Linked DNA regions of Homo sapiens: all the other regions are linked to region 4. The links are chromatin contacts, found by Hi-C or POLR2A ChIA-PET in ENCODE. All regions are on one chromosome and are shown on one strand. The core of a region is the stretch at or near the end of the contact, and the rest is flanking DNA. Distances in the headings are between cores, read along the strand shown.

Region 1 (3,209 bases), core at 710-3,209, 670 kb after region 4:
CAACCCCCAACACCAAAGACGAGAAAAACAGGGCTGTTTTTCTTCAAATAGATCGATTTTCAAAGAAAGTGTACAAGCTACGGGGAAGAAAGCTGACTAGCATTTAGTGCTGTAAACATTTTCAAAAGCATAAAGCTAGAACCTTAGCTTTATAAAGCAAGATCGTCTCAAGCATCTTAACTGGCTTATATTAGACAAGAGAGACAAAGACATACATGCAGATGAAGGTTCGGAAAATTAAGGACATCTCAGCAACATTAACATCAAAACTGTACTGCGTCAGGACAGAATGGATTGGGTACTTACAATGTAAAAGGTTTTTTAAAAACTAAAAGAGTAACAACTGCTCACAATTTTTTGTTGCTGCCATTTCGCTAGTCCTAAAGCTATATACATTTAAAACATTACCTTGTTAAAAAGAGAGAAGGAGTTAATAAGATGGCCAGGTTTAAGTGTTTAATAGAGGAAACTAGATATATTTAAAAATTTATTGTTCAGTCAAGAGAATACAGATTAAGACAGCTCCAAGCTCCCCCCACCCACCCATAGAACAAAAAGAGGAAAAAAAATATGTCATTTACTTAGGTTTTTTTGGAATTCAAAACTGTTAACTGCTGACATGAATGGTGTGCTATGACCTAGTTATACAAGACAAAGATGGATTCCAAGTCATAAGGAAAAATCCAGATCTTTTTAAAAAGTCTTCTCCAGTCTTCCAACTGTGAGTCCTTGGGCCTGTTGACAAATGTTAAACACACTGAGACGTCCTGAACTGGATGGTAGAGTCAAAGGAAAAACATTCCCCATTTGCAACAAAGGAAAAACCCACTTGGCCATTTAATTCCATTGCAGAAAAATGGCTTCCCTCATCTGTTGGCCTCTCCTTCGTGTCTGATGAAGGATGTTTTGAGATCAGCGTCTAATAACTCAAGCCCTATAGAAGCCGCGCGCTGATTGGCTGCCGCGCCCTGCCGCCCTGCTCCAGCCAATTACCTACCCACGGCCAAATTACAAACCCCGAAAAGAGCCCCAATATGAGCTACACCAGCTCCGAGCCCCGGCGAGGCGGCTCCTGCGCCTCGGCCGCCAGAGAGGAGCGGCAGAGGGGGCTGCAAACGCGTCCTCGCGAAGCCCGGGAGCCTCGGAGTTGAACTCACAAAATGGAAGCCGCGCGCTGATTGGCCGCCGCCACTCCCGGACCTTTAATAAAGAAAGGGGAAGGAAAAGATAAATGCAAAAAAGGGGGACTCTCTCCTCCGCGGGTGGCTGGAGGAAGGGGGGGAAGCATGTGTTCAGGACAATTACAGGGCGCTCCCCTCCAAAAATAAAAACAGAAGAAGGCGTCTATCGCCCAGGTCCAGGCGAGGGCTGCATCCTCCCAGGAATGCGAATGCTAACGTGGTGAACCCTGGTCTCCCTTCCCCAGCTCAGCTCCGGGGAGGGGGTCGCGGGCCGCAGGAGGAAGCCGGAGCGCAGATACCTCGATTGCAACTCCTCTGAGTCGACGCCGGCCTCCCCCCGCGGCTCCCAGCGTCCACACACACCCTCGGCCCCCCAGACCCCAGCCATCTCCCCGGGCCCCGCGCGCCCGCCTCCGGCCCGGGCAGTTTGGAAACAGTTTTGCAGGCCCGGGACGCACGCCGCGGCGGTCGCGGCTCTGAGGGTAGTCCCGGCCGCGGGAGGTAGAGCCCGGGGAGACCCCCTCCCCCGCCAGCCAAGACCCCCACCCCAGTCCCAGAAAAATAAATAAATTAAAAGGCCTTCCCCCGGGGAGGGGGAGGCAGTGTGGGAGCGCGCGAGTGAGGGGTGGGGGGCCGCTGGGGCCCGGGGCTTTGGCGGCGCAGCTGCCGCCGCCGGGAGAGTGCCTGGGGAAGCGGCGAGGAAGGAGAGGGGAGGAGGAAGAGGAGGAGGAGGAGGAAGAGGAGGAGGGTGAGCGCTCGGGTCGGGCTCCTTAGCGGTGTATTGTGGGATGTGCGGCTACTGGGAGCCGAGCCTCCGCCGCCAGCCGCCTCCCGGGCAGCAGCAGCAGCAGCGGCGGCGGCAGCGGCAGCAGCTCCGGGCCCGGCAGCCGCGGCGGCGGCGCCCCCCCTTCCTGGCCCCCGGTCCGGCCGCCCCGGCCTCGGCTCCCTCGGGGGACACCATGTACTGGCTGGCGGCGCAGGGAGGCCGGCGCCCGGCGGGGATGTAAGCGCGGCTCGGGGAGGGAGAGGCCGCGGCCGGCAGCCGGGCGGCCCAAGCCCCCGGCCCCGGCCCTGGCCCGAGCGGGCGAGCGGGCGGGCGGGCGGCGGCGCCGCCAGGCCCTGCCGCCAGCCTCGCGCCAGAGCCGGGCCGAGCTAGCGGGTGAGCGCCACGCCGGGCGGCCGGGCGGGCACCATGGGCCGGAGTCCGCGTCCTCCGGGCGCCCCGGGCCCCGCCAGCCCGCCCAGGGGACCCCCGGGAGCCCCTCGCTGCCGCCCCGAGACGGTGGCCGAGCGGGCGGGCGCGTAATTCTCCCGGAAGGGTTATTCTCTCGCTCCATTCTTGTTTTGGGGGGAGCCAGCGAGACAGCTCCTTTCGGGGCGCGCTGGCAAGGTGGGAGGGGGTGGGGGCCTGCCGATTGGATTCTTTCGCGTGTGTGTAGAAGCGGCCGCCGCCGCCGCCGCGGCGGAGACGACAACAACTTGCTGGTTTTCAGGTTGGGTTAACGGCATGGAGAACAGTCACCCCCCCCACCACCACCACCAGCAGCCCCCGCCGCAGCCCGGCCCTTCGGGCGAGAGGAGGAACCACCATTGGAGAAGTTACAAGTTGATGATTGACCCGGCTCTGAAAAAGGGGCATCATAAACTGTACCGCTACGATGGGCAGCATTTCAGCCTGGCGGTGAGTAGCCGGCGCGCCCCCCCAGCCGTGCCCCGCGTCGTGTCCGGGGAGACGCGCCTAGCGGCCAGGGACCCCCCGCCCGATCCCCCGGCCAACTGTCAGACGGGGCCCCAGCCCTGGAGTTTGACAAGTGCCTCGAGAAAGGGGTCTGCCCATGGGGAGGGGGACCAGTTCTCTCATCCCGGCCCCCCAATTTCTCCCCACAGATGTCCAGCAACCGCCCGGTGGAAATTGTCGAAGATCCCCGGGTCGTCGGGATCTGGACCAAAAACAAGGAGCTGGAGCTGTCGGTGCCCAAATTCAAGGTAGGACCCCTCCCCACTGCCCCGCCGTCCCTCCCCCACCTC
Region 2 (3,213 bases), core at 318-2,817, 760 kb after region 4:
TTTTTTTTTGTAGAGATGGAGGTCTTGCTATGTTGCCCAGGCTAGTCTCAAACTCCTGGACCTAAGGGATCCTCCTGCCTTGATCTCCCAGCATAATGGGACTACAGGTATGAGCCACTGCACCTGTATTTCTCTCTCTCTCTCTCTCGATAATGTTAGAAATGTTAGTTTATTTTTGAGGGGTGCGGTAGCTCACTCCTGTAATCCCAGCACTTTGAAAGGCCGAGCTGGGCTGGATCACTTGAGGCCAGGGGTTCGAGACCTCAGCCTCCTGAGTACCTGGGATTACAGGTGTGTGCCACCACACCCGGCTAATATTTTATATTTTTGGTAGAGACAGGGTTTCACCATGTTGGCGAGGCTAGTCTCAAACTCCTGACCTCAAATGATCTGCTTGCCACAGCCTCCCAAAGTGCTGGGATTATAGGCATGAGCCACCACACCTGGCCCATTGCATTTAGTTGATGCACATCTTTAGTGTTCTTAAATCTAGGCAATTGCATATCCGCCTCCTTTCTCTGTCCCCCACCCCTTATTCCCCATGTGTATTTCACAACATTGACTTTTTTTGAAGTTTTCAGGCCAGTTGTTTTGAAGTATGTCCCTTCTTTTGGATATGTCTGTTTTCCAATGATTAGATTCAGGGCAAACATGTTTGAATACTACACAGATGACCGCTGAGCCCTTTTCAAGACAAAATATTAGAGGCACATGGTCAGATATCAAAGTTGATTGTTTAGGTAAGCTGGGTTGGAATTTTGGCCTCACATTTTGCTAGTTGGGTAAATTGGTTATTGAGACGGTTTTCTCAGCTGTCAAATTGGGATGTAATAATCTAGCTTCATGAGGTTGTTGAATTAATATATGTAAGGCATTTAGAACAGCGTCTGGCACATTATAAGTATCAATAAATAAACACTGTTACCGTTATTATTATCACTACGATTTTTAGAGGCCTTAACAGGAACATCCAGCACCTTCAACAGTATATGGCTCATAGGAATCATTCCATGAATATTTGTTAGCAGAAGGACAGCTCTATGAGATAGATTGCTATCAATTACTGCCCCATTTTACAGATGAGGAAACTGAGGCCCAGAGAAGCCAAGTAGTGACCTAGGGTCACACAGATTGCCGTTAAGTGGCAAGATACGGGGTGTGTACTCAGGCATATCGGATCTGTAAAGTGAGGGATAAGGAACCTTAATGTATTTTGTAAATCCTCCAGGGCTGTGTGGATGTGAAGAACTGAATTGGAGCGCCACGCAGCGGTTCTCTGGCGTACAGTATCCATCCATACAGTAGGCGCTCAATAAATGTCTGCTGCACGAATGAGAAAATGAGTCAGCTGGGGCGAGATCATCCCCTAGCGTTGGTGTGCAATTGCGTGGGGATCCATTGCTTCCGACGCTACTCCTGCCGGGTCACCACAGGCGCACGTGTTCCGGCAGGGCGCGGCTTCCGGTGACCCAGCTCCGCCCTAAGCCCCATCCCAAGCCCCGCCCCTTGACTGTTCTCGCGTTCGCGGACGGCTGTGGTGTTTTGGCGCATGGGCGGAGCCGTAGTTACGGTCGACTGGGGCGTCGTCCCTAGCCCGGGAGCCGGGTCTCTGGAGTCGCGGCCCGGGGTTCACGATGTCCGACGAGGAAGCGAGGCAGAGCGGAGGCTCCTCGCAGGCCGGCGTCGTGACTGTCAGCGACGTCCAGGAGCTGATGCGGCGCAAGGAGGAGATAGAAGCGCAGATCAAGGCCAACTATGACGTGCTGGAAAGCGTGAGTGTGGGTTCGGGGCGCCCCAAGTCGCCTAACCCGGCCCGGAGTCCCTGGGGTACTGGGATGCCAGGGCGGCCTCAGTTTGGGCGCTCCGCAACGGATCTCCCTGGGAGGCCCAAGGCGCCGCAAGTGCGGCCTCTGTCGGCACAAGAAGGCAGGCAAAGAACTTTAGCAACTGAAGAGTTAGCCATATTGATATCCAGCAAGAGTTTGTGGAGCCCTGCTGTGTGCTAGGCGCTGGTTTAAGTGCTGTGCATTGTTGAGTTAATTTAATCTTTGCAACAACCCTTTGAGGTGGATGCTGTTACTCTTTCCATTTTAGGGAGGGGGAAACAGGTGTTACTTGGTGATTAAACAGCTGTCATGTGCCTCGCTGACTGCCTTATCTTAATTTTGTACTTTTTGTAAAGACAGAGTCTCACTGTGTTGCCCAGGTTGGTATCGAACTCATGGCCTCAAGCGATCCTTCCACCTCGGCCTTTCAAAGTGCTGGGATTACAGGCGTGAGCTACTGCACCCGGCATTTGCTGATTGTATCGTGAATTCTTAAACTTCAGTGTGTATATGAATTACCTGGGGATCTTATTAAAATGCAGATTTTGTTTGAGGCAAGGGAGCAGATTCTGCATTTGTAGCAAACTCCCAGCAATGCTGATGCTAGTGGTCTAAGGACCGAACTTTGAGTTACAAATAAGGCTCATCATCCTTATTGCATAAGGAGGAAACTGAGGCCCAGAGTGGGGCAAACGCCTATCTAAGGTCATGTAGTTCGGAAGTGGCAGTGGTGGGTCTGGCTCAAAAGCTGATGCAGGTTTTCTTATGCCATCTAGTGTAAAATCACAGATCAGTTTGCAGAGGAAGATGCAATTAATTATGCCCAAGTAGGGTGGGATGGAATGCATTTTAGGTGATGTAAGATGAAGTTTCTTTTTTTTTTGTCTGAGACGGAGTCTTGCTTTGTCACCCAGGCTGGAGTGCAGTGGCTCAATCTCGGCTCACTGCAGCCTCTGCCTCCTGGGTTCAAGTGATTCTCCTGCCTCAGCCTCCCGAGTAGTAGGGATTACAGGCGAGCGCCAGTACGCCAGGCTAATTTTTTATTTTAAGTAAAAGCAGGGTTTCACCATGTTGGTCAGGCCGGTGTTGGATTCCTGACCTCAGGTGATCCGCCCACCTTGGCCTCCCCAAGTGCTGGGATTACAGGCGTGAGCCACCGCGTCCGGCCATAAGATGAAGTTTCATACGGAGGGCCAGAGAACCATTTTACTGGGTGCTGACTATATGCTCAAAGTGGGATTCAGACTTCAGGTCTGTTACATTCAGAACCTGTGCTTTCAAGCAAATTACCAGCAATTTCTCAAACTTTAGTTTACTTTCTACCACATGCAGTATACTATATGCATATACCACTTGTGTTATTCCTTTGATATTTTTATTTAAATAG
Region 3 (3,272 bases), core at 242-2,741, 930 kb before region 4:
CAAGTAAGTTGGTCAAGAGGAGGGCTAGATTCACAGCATTAAAAGCACCACGTTAAGCAAATATAGCAACATTATTATTTGTAAAAACAATCTAGGCGTGTTTATCCGGATTGTTACACAATTCCTTTGGGTTTTGTGTCTGAAAACCTTCTAAGTGTGGGAAAATGTAATACAAGCTATGCTCTACAATGCTGCCTAATTGCTTAAGCGCAGTACAGTCAGCATTTCTGGGCAAGGGAGACCCACCTCAAAGGCCATCCAAAAGTCATTGGACACTTAAGTTTCTTGGCTGACAGGTCCTAAATATGCAACAGCTTGCTTCCTTACAATGAGTCATTCCTGACCTCAGACCTTCTCAAAAATGGAGTAAAACTGTAATGTGCGGCCGGGCGCGGTGGCTCACACCTGTAATCCTAGCACTTAGGGAGGCCGAGGAAGGTGGATCATGAAGTCAAGAGATCGAGACCATCCTGGCCAACATGGTGAATCCCTGTCTCTATTGAAAATACAAAAATTAGCTGGGTGTGGTGTCGCGCCCCTGTAATCCCAGCTACTCGGGAGGCTGAAGCAGGAGAATCGCTTGAACCTGGGAAGCGGAGGTTGCAGTAAGCCAAGATCAAGCCACTGCACTCCAGCCTGGACAACAGAGCGAGACTCCGTTTAAAAAAAAAAAAGTATAAAGCGCGCTCTTTTAGAAGCCAGACAGACCTGGATACGAATGCTGTCATCTTAGGACCCACTTAACTTGCCTGAGCCCGTTTATCTGCAACAGAAGGGACCTATCTCAGGAAATTGTTAACTAAACAGTATTTTCCCAAAAATGGCCTAATTCAGTAGCCGGTGTGAGTAGACCCTCAGCACATAGCAGCTGACTGTCCCTATTTGCGCTGGGGCAACATGAAGAGCAGAGGCGACCCACCCTGCACTTACGATGATCTTAAGGAAGTAGTTGGACTTCCAGGTCGCCCTGTCTTCCCTGGGCATCACGGCGGTGCGTCAGGGATTGCCACGCAGGGTTTAAAGACGATGTCACTGAGGAGAGACAGGGAGCTCAGGCCTGGTCACGCCGACACCCATCCCGCGGTCCCGGGCCTAAGAGGAGCAGGACACGCGCAATCGCCCGCCGGCCCTGCCTAGGGCAGCGGCCGTCATCTCGGGGCGTGCAAGCCGCCACCGAGGCCCCAGGCGGAACAGAATAGGACTCCATGTTCCCAAAGGCCCCCAAAGACCCCTCCATGCTTCCCGCCGGCGACCCCTGGCGCCCATCTAACTAGCACACGAACCTTCCACGAGGACGCCTGGCGAGAGAAGGGCCTCGCGCCCGCGCGTGCCTTTTATAATGCGAACAAAGTAGCCAATCAGAAACCGCGGATAGCGCTCCTGTCTATTGGCTGCGCCATCGCCCGTCAGACAAAGCTGAACGAATACAGGCAACCATTGGATAATATCGCTGCCACTCCAGCCAACGGAAAGCCGCCTTTAAGTAGGGTCGCGAAGGAAGGCGCTGCCTCGCGTTGGAGGAGCTTGCTCTGAGCTGCTGCCACCTGCTGGGCTGGAGCTGGAGCTGGAGCTGCGAATTCGGAGTCCCGGTTCCCTGTGCCACCTGGCGAGCTCAGCAAACTAAAAGGTATGACGTGGAGCTGAGACATAATTGCACATGCTTAGAAACAGAATGGTTTCTCTTTTTTTTTTTTTTTTTGAGACGGAGTGTCGCTCTGTCGCCCAGGCTGGAGCGCAGTGGCGCCATCTCGGCTGACTGCAAGCTCCGCCTCCCGGGTTCACGCCATTCTCCTGCCTCAGCCTCCGGAGTAGCTGGGACTACAGGCGCCCGCCACCGTGCTCGGCTAATTTTTTTTTTGTATTTTTAGTAGAGACGGGGTTTCATCATGTTCTCCAGGATGGTCTCGATCTCCTGACCTCGTGATCTGCCCGCCTCGGCCTCCCAAAGTGCTGGGATTACAGGCGTGACCCGCCGCGCCCGGCCTCAGAATGGTCTCTCGTCTTCTCTAGTTTTTCCGCCTACCAAAACAGAGGGATCCTTTAAAACCTGGCCGGGCGCGGTGGCTCACGCCTATACTCCCAGCACTTCGGGAGGACGAGGCGGGTGGATCACCTGAGGTCAGGAGTTCGAGACTAGCCTGGCCAACATGGCAAAACCCCGTCTCTACTAAAAATACAAAAATTAGCCAGGTGGGGTGGCGCATGCCCGTAATCCCAGCTACTCAGGAGGCCGAGGCAGAAGAATCGCTTGAACCCGGGAGCTGTGAGCTCTGCAGTGAGCTAAGATCACACCATTGCACTCTAGCCTGGGTGACAGAGAGGGACTCCATCTCAAAAAAAAAAAAAAAAAAAAAAAAACCTAAGTCAGCTCATCTCCTTATCTGCTTAAAACTTTCCGTTTCCTACAGAGTAAAAATCTAAAACCTAAAGTACCTACAAGGCCCTTACCTATCTGTCCCTCACGCCCACTCTGATCATCTCAGATGTTTTCCTCCTCACTTACTTGCTTTCTACCCAGATGATGCTCTGCTGCTTTTCCAGAGCAGGCTTTACTTGGGGGCTTTTGCATTAGCCATTCCCTCTTCCTAGAAAACTAGCCAACAAACATCCATAGAATAATTCACCTCCATCAAATCTTTTTTTTTTTTTTTTTTTTTTTTTTTTTTTTTTGAGAAGCAGTCTCACTCCGTTGCCCAGGCTAGAGTGTAGTGGAGCAATCTCAGTTCATTGCAGACTTGACCTCCCAGGCTGAAGTGATCCTCCCACCTCAGCCTCCCAAGTAGCTAGGACTACAGGCACACACCACCACGCCAAGCTAATTTTTTGTACTTTTTGTATAGATGGGGTCTTGCCATGTTGCCTAGGCTGATGTCAAACTTCTGGGCTCAAGCAATCCTCCCACCCTGGCCTCCTAAATTGCTGGGATTACAAGAATGAGACACCTTGCCCAACCCTGAGATCTCTTTTTTTTTTTTTTTTTCACTGAAACCTATGGAATTATGTATTAAATGATCCCCAAAGAATCAGCTATTTCAAAATTAAAAATTATTACAAAGAGCTTCATACATCATGTTATATCCTATATCACACACCATAAAACTGTCAGAAGTAGGCCGGGTGCGGGGGCTCATGCCTGTAATCCCAGCACTTTGGGAGGCTGAGGTGGGCAGATCACGAGGTCAGGAGATCCAGACCATCCTGGCTAACACAGTGAAACCCCGTCTCTACTAAAAAATACCAAAAGTTAGCCAGGAGTGGTGGCGGGCTCCTGT
Region 4 (3,304 bases), core at 233-2,732:
TGCACACTAAGTTCCTACTCTTTTTTTTTTTTTTTTCATTATTGCATACAGAGTCTCACTCTGTGGCCCAGGCTGGAGTACAGTGACATAATCTTGGCTCACTGCAGCCTTGACCTTCCAGGGTCAAGGGATCCTCCCATTTCAGCCTTTCGAGAAGCTGGAACTACAGGTGTGCACTCCCGCAACTGGCTAATTTTTTTATTTTTTGTAGAGACAGGGTTTTGCCATGTTGCCCAGGCTGGTCCCAAACTTCTGGGCTCAAGCAATCCTCCTGCTTTGGCCTCTCAAAGTGCTGAGACTACAGGTATGAGCCACCGCACCCGGTCTGCACCTATCTTTGTGTTTAATACGTGACTCCACCCTGTTCCAATAATGTGTCTGTCAGTTCCCTTACTAGAGCTGCTTTAATTACACAGATTTACCATCGCTCTTAATATCTCCGTGGTCACCGGTTTATTTGTGAAGTGTTCACCCCATGGCCTCTGGGGACTCACTGTCTTTCGGCTTTCCTCTCCTCCCTACTCTGCCTCAGCTTAGTCTCCTTGGTGTTGGTGTCCTTCAGGGATCTGTCTTCGGTCCCCCTCCATGTCACTCTACCCTCTCCCTGGGCAGACCCCTGGCTCCACTCTTGCCCCTTCCGCCCATTTTCCATGGTGCAGCTAGAGTGCTCTGACTGAGCTGCAAATGAGACCATGCACACCCGTTTATAAACCCACCTATTGTTCTCAGGGTAAATTCCAGACAGACTCTTTAACACCAGAACATAAGGCTGGACGAGATTCAGGTCCAAGTAGTTTGTTTGGGAGGCGACCCAGGAAGAGGAGTGGGGAAGTGAGACAGGAAAGGGAAGGCAGTCAACACAGGAAGCATTAAAGAGTAGGTCAGGAGGCCGGACGCAGTGGCTCACACCTCTAATCCCAGCCCTTTGGGAGGCTGAGGCGGGCGGATCACCTGAGGTCGGCAGTTCTAGACCAGCTAGGGCAACATAGTGAAACTCCAACTCTACTAAAAATACAAAAATTAGCCGGGAGTGGTGGCACGCGCCTGTAGTCTTAGCTACTAGCGAGGCTGAGGCAGGAGAATCGCTTGAACCCGGGAGGCGGAGGTTGCAGTGAGCCGAGATCGTGCCACTGCACTCCAGCCTGGGCGACAGAGCAAGACACTGGAAATAAATAAAACTAATTAATTAATTAAAGAGCAGGTCACGGCTGTGGGCATCTGGGCTCAGACCCCCTCAGGCCCTCTGGAGACTGCCTAGACTTGTCTCAGAGTTGTCCCACCTGGGGGAGGAACGGGTATTTAACCAGCAGTCCCTCAGCCTTGGAGCCTCTATTCTCTGAGAGTCACATTCTCATTCTCTCTCTCCCTCTCTCTCTCTCTCTTCCCACCCCCCTTCTCTCTCTCTCTCTCTCCCGCCATCTTCCTTTCTTTCCTCCCTCCCTTCTCCCCCAACGGAGGTTGGCCCTTGACGCCCTGTGTGATTATGGCCCCGCCCACAGCCATAGCTGATTGGACCAGGGATAAAGAATTAGGCCAATCAGATTCATTCCCCTTGAGTTCTGGAACTGGGCAGGGGATCTGGGCTTGCATTTGAACTGTGGAACCTAACTTGGAGAGCATTGCTGAACCACGTGCCCTGGGAGAAACAGAGGAAGCCAGTGTTTAGAGAGACTCGCAATGGGCACACAGAGACAAACAGAGGCGGGCTTCAGACAAACTGAAAGAGCAACCTCAGCACAGGACAGTTTGGTTTCTGATTCTATTAATAGGTTCTCATGAGGTTGGGCACATTTCCTGCACTTGCAGTCTGTGAGATAAGTGTTTCCTCAAAAAAAAAAACTCCCTTTTCTGCTGAAGAATGTCACTTGATTTTCTGTAAATTGTAAACACACCCACACACTCACAAGACTAAGAAATCCACCGTTCAATCCCCAATTTTTTTTTTTTTGGTAACTTTATATTCCTTCCATCACGAGGTCAGAACATTTCATTGCTGCTGTGAGACTCTCCAGAGTTCTCATTAAAGAGTTCAAGACAATGGCTGTTCCGTTAGCCTCGATCTCTGAGTGATTACAGAGAGCTGAGCCATCTGGGAGACCCATGATGGACATATAGTGTGAGTGAGAATTAATTCATCACTGCTATAAGCCATGAGACACTGAGAGTGCTTTGTTATTGCAGCATAACCTGTCCTATCCTGATAGAATCATAAGAAGTGCTGAGAGACAATTTGCTGGAACTGATATTTACAGGGAGAAGAGAGCCAGAGAAAGATAAGACAAAGATTGGATGCAGTGGCTTATGCCTGTAACCCCAGCACTTTGGAAGGCTGAGTCAGGAGGATCACTTGAAGCCAGGAGTTCGAGACCAGCCTGGGCAGCATAGCAAGACCCTATCTCTACAAAATTAAAAAAAAAATTAACGAGGCTTGGTGGCATGTGCCTGTGGTCCCAGCTACTCAGGAGGCTGTGGTAGGGGGATCACTGGAGCCCAGAAGTTTGAAGCTGCAGTGAGCCATGATTGCGCCACTGCACTCCAGCCTGGACGACAGAGCAAGACCCAGTCTCTAAAATAAATTAATTAAATTAATTTTTTAAAAAGAAAGATAAGATAAAGAGTCATAGAAGTACAAATGAGAAACCAGGAGAACATGGGACCCAGGAAAGTCATGGAAACCAAGGGAAAATACTGGTCCAAGATGCAGAAAGTAGCCAGTGATGTTGAATGCATCCAAGAGATCAAGTAACATAAGGAATAAAATATATCCACCCAGTCTGGCAACTGAGAAGTCTTTGGTAACCTCTTTGAGAACAGAATCCATGGAGTGGAGGAGGTAGCAGTGATGAAATAGCGGACAAGGGCTGAAGGAGTGGAGAGGGGAGAGCATGAGGGACCAGTGCAAGAGTGCAGCAGAAAGACAACAAACAGGCCGGGTGTAGTGGCTCACGCCTGTAATCCCAACACTTTGGTAGGCTAAGGCGGGCAGATCGCTTGTGACCAGGAGTTCGAGACCAACCTAGCCAACATGGTGAAACCCCATCTCTACTAAAAACACAAAAATCAGCTGAGCGTGCGCATGGCTGTAATTGCAGATACTCATGAGGCTGAGGCACAAGAATCGCTTGAACCCAGGAGGCAGGGGTTGCAGTGACCCAAAGTCTTGCCACTGCACTACAGCCTGGGCAACAGGGGGAGACTCCATCTCAAAAAAACAAAAAAAAAAAAAAAAAAAAAAAAAGAAAGAAAGAAAAGAGAAAGAAAGAAAGACAAGAAAATAGATGTCTTTGAGTGGTAGCAAGAGCAA

What was found. A loop is a pair of places that touch in the nucleus more often than their neighbours do. ChIA-PET counts read pairs that join two places held with the same protein, here RNA polymerase II (POLR2A). Pooled maps may share reads with other maps.
Region 1: a loop to region 4 is called in a pooled map, with 4 times the contacts of the local background. The contact joins the promoter of SETD1B here to the enhancer-like site in region 4. A Hi-C loop is called at or near these places in 5 of 50 pooled maps. POLR2A ChIA-PET finds 5 or more read pairs at or near these places in 2 of 52 experiments (A549 and IMR-90).
Region 2: a pooled map shows a loop between it and region 4 (6-fold over the local background). The contact joins the promoter of PSMD9 here to the enhancer-like site in region 4. A Hi-C loop is called at or near these places in 6 of 50 pooled maps. POLR2A ChIA-PET finds 5 or more read pairs at or near these places in 2 of 52 experiments (B cell and activated naive CD4-positive, alpha-beta T cell).
Region 3: a pooled map shows a loop between it and region 4 (8-fold over the local background). The contact joins the promoter of PXN-AS1 here to the enhancer-like site in region 4. A Hi-C loop is called at or near these places in 5 of 50 pooled maps. POLR2A ChIA-PET finds 5 or more read pairs at or near these places in 2 of 52 experiments (WTC11 and activated CD4-positive, alpha-beta memory T cell).

What each region holds. Positions count from the first base shown.
Region 1 is chr12:121,802,050-121,805,258 of GRCh38, forward strand. SETD1B (SET domain containing 1B, histone lysine methyltransferase) reads left to right here and starts at 1,960. Exons shown (of 17, transcript NM_001353345.2): 1 at 1,960-2,184; 2 at 2,675-2,862; 3 at 3,069-3,167. The coding sequence starts at 2,689. It overlaps LINC01089 (long intergenic non-protein coding RNA 1089), which reads right to left and starts at 897. Exons shown (of 4, transcript NR_152740.1): 1 at 582-897. RefSeq lists silencers at 1,505-1,754, 2,025-2,154, 2,195-2,254.
Region 2 is chr12:121,887,223-121,890,435 of GRCh38, forward strand. PSMD9 (proteasome 26S subunit, non-ATPase 9) reads left to right here and starts at 1,568. Exons shown (of 6, transcript NM_002813.7): 1 at 1,568-1,772. The coding sequence starts at 1,635. It also overlaps a transcript of HPD not described here. RefSeq lists enhancers at 1,225-1,838, 1,472-1,871, 1,839-2,452.
Region 3 is chr12:120,199,800-120,203,071 of GRCh38, forward strand. It overlaps PXN-AS1 (PXN antisense RNA 1), which reads left to right and starts at 1,492. Exons shown (of 4, transcript NR_038924.1): 1 at 1,492-1,627. RPLP0 (ribosomal protein lateral stalk subunit P0) reads right to left here and starts at 1,312. Exons shown (of 8, transcript NM_001002.4): 1 at 1,284-1,312; 2 at 931-1,032. The coding sequence starts at 984. RefSeq lists enhancers at 998-1,067, 1,468-1,827.
Region 4 is chr12:121,127,594-121,130,897 of GRCh38, forward strand. The region is part of intron 2 of LOC105370032 (a long non-coding RNA gene); the gene reads right to left. Among named protein-coding and RNA genes, the nearest start is that of P2RX7, 3.6 kb to the right of the region's middle. RefSeq lists an enhancer at 1,393-1,687. Within about 2 kb of position 1,483, at least 29 of the 41 ENCODE cell types and tissues checked have a DNase peak (open chromatin) inside an H3K27ac peak, as active enhancers do; they include B cell, where a contact is called at or near this core.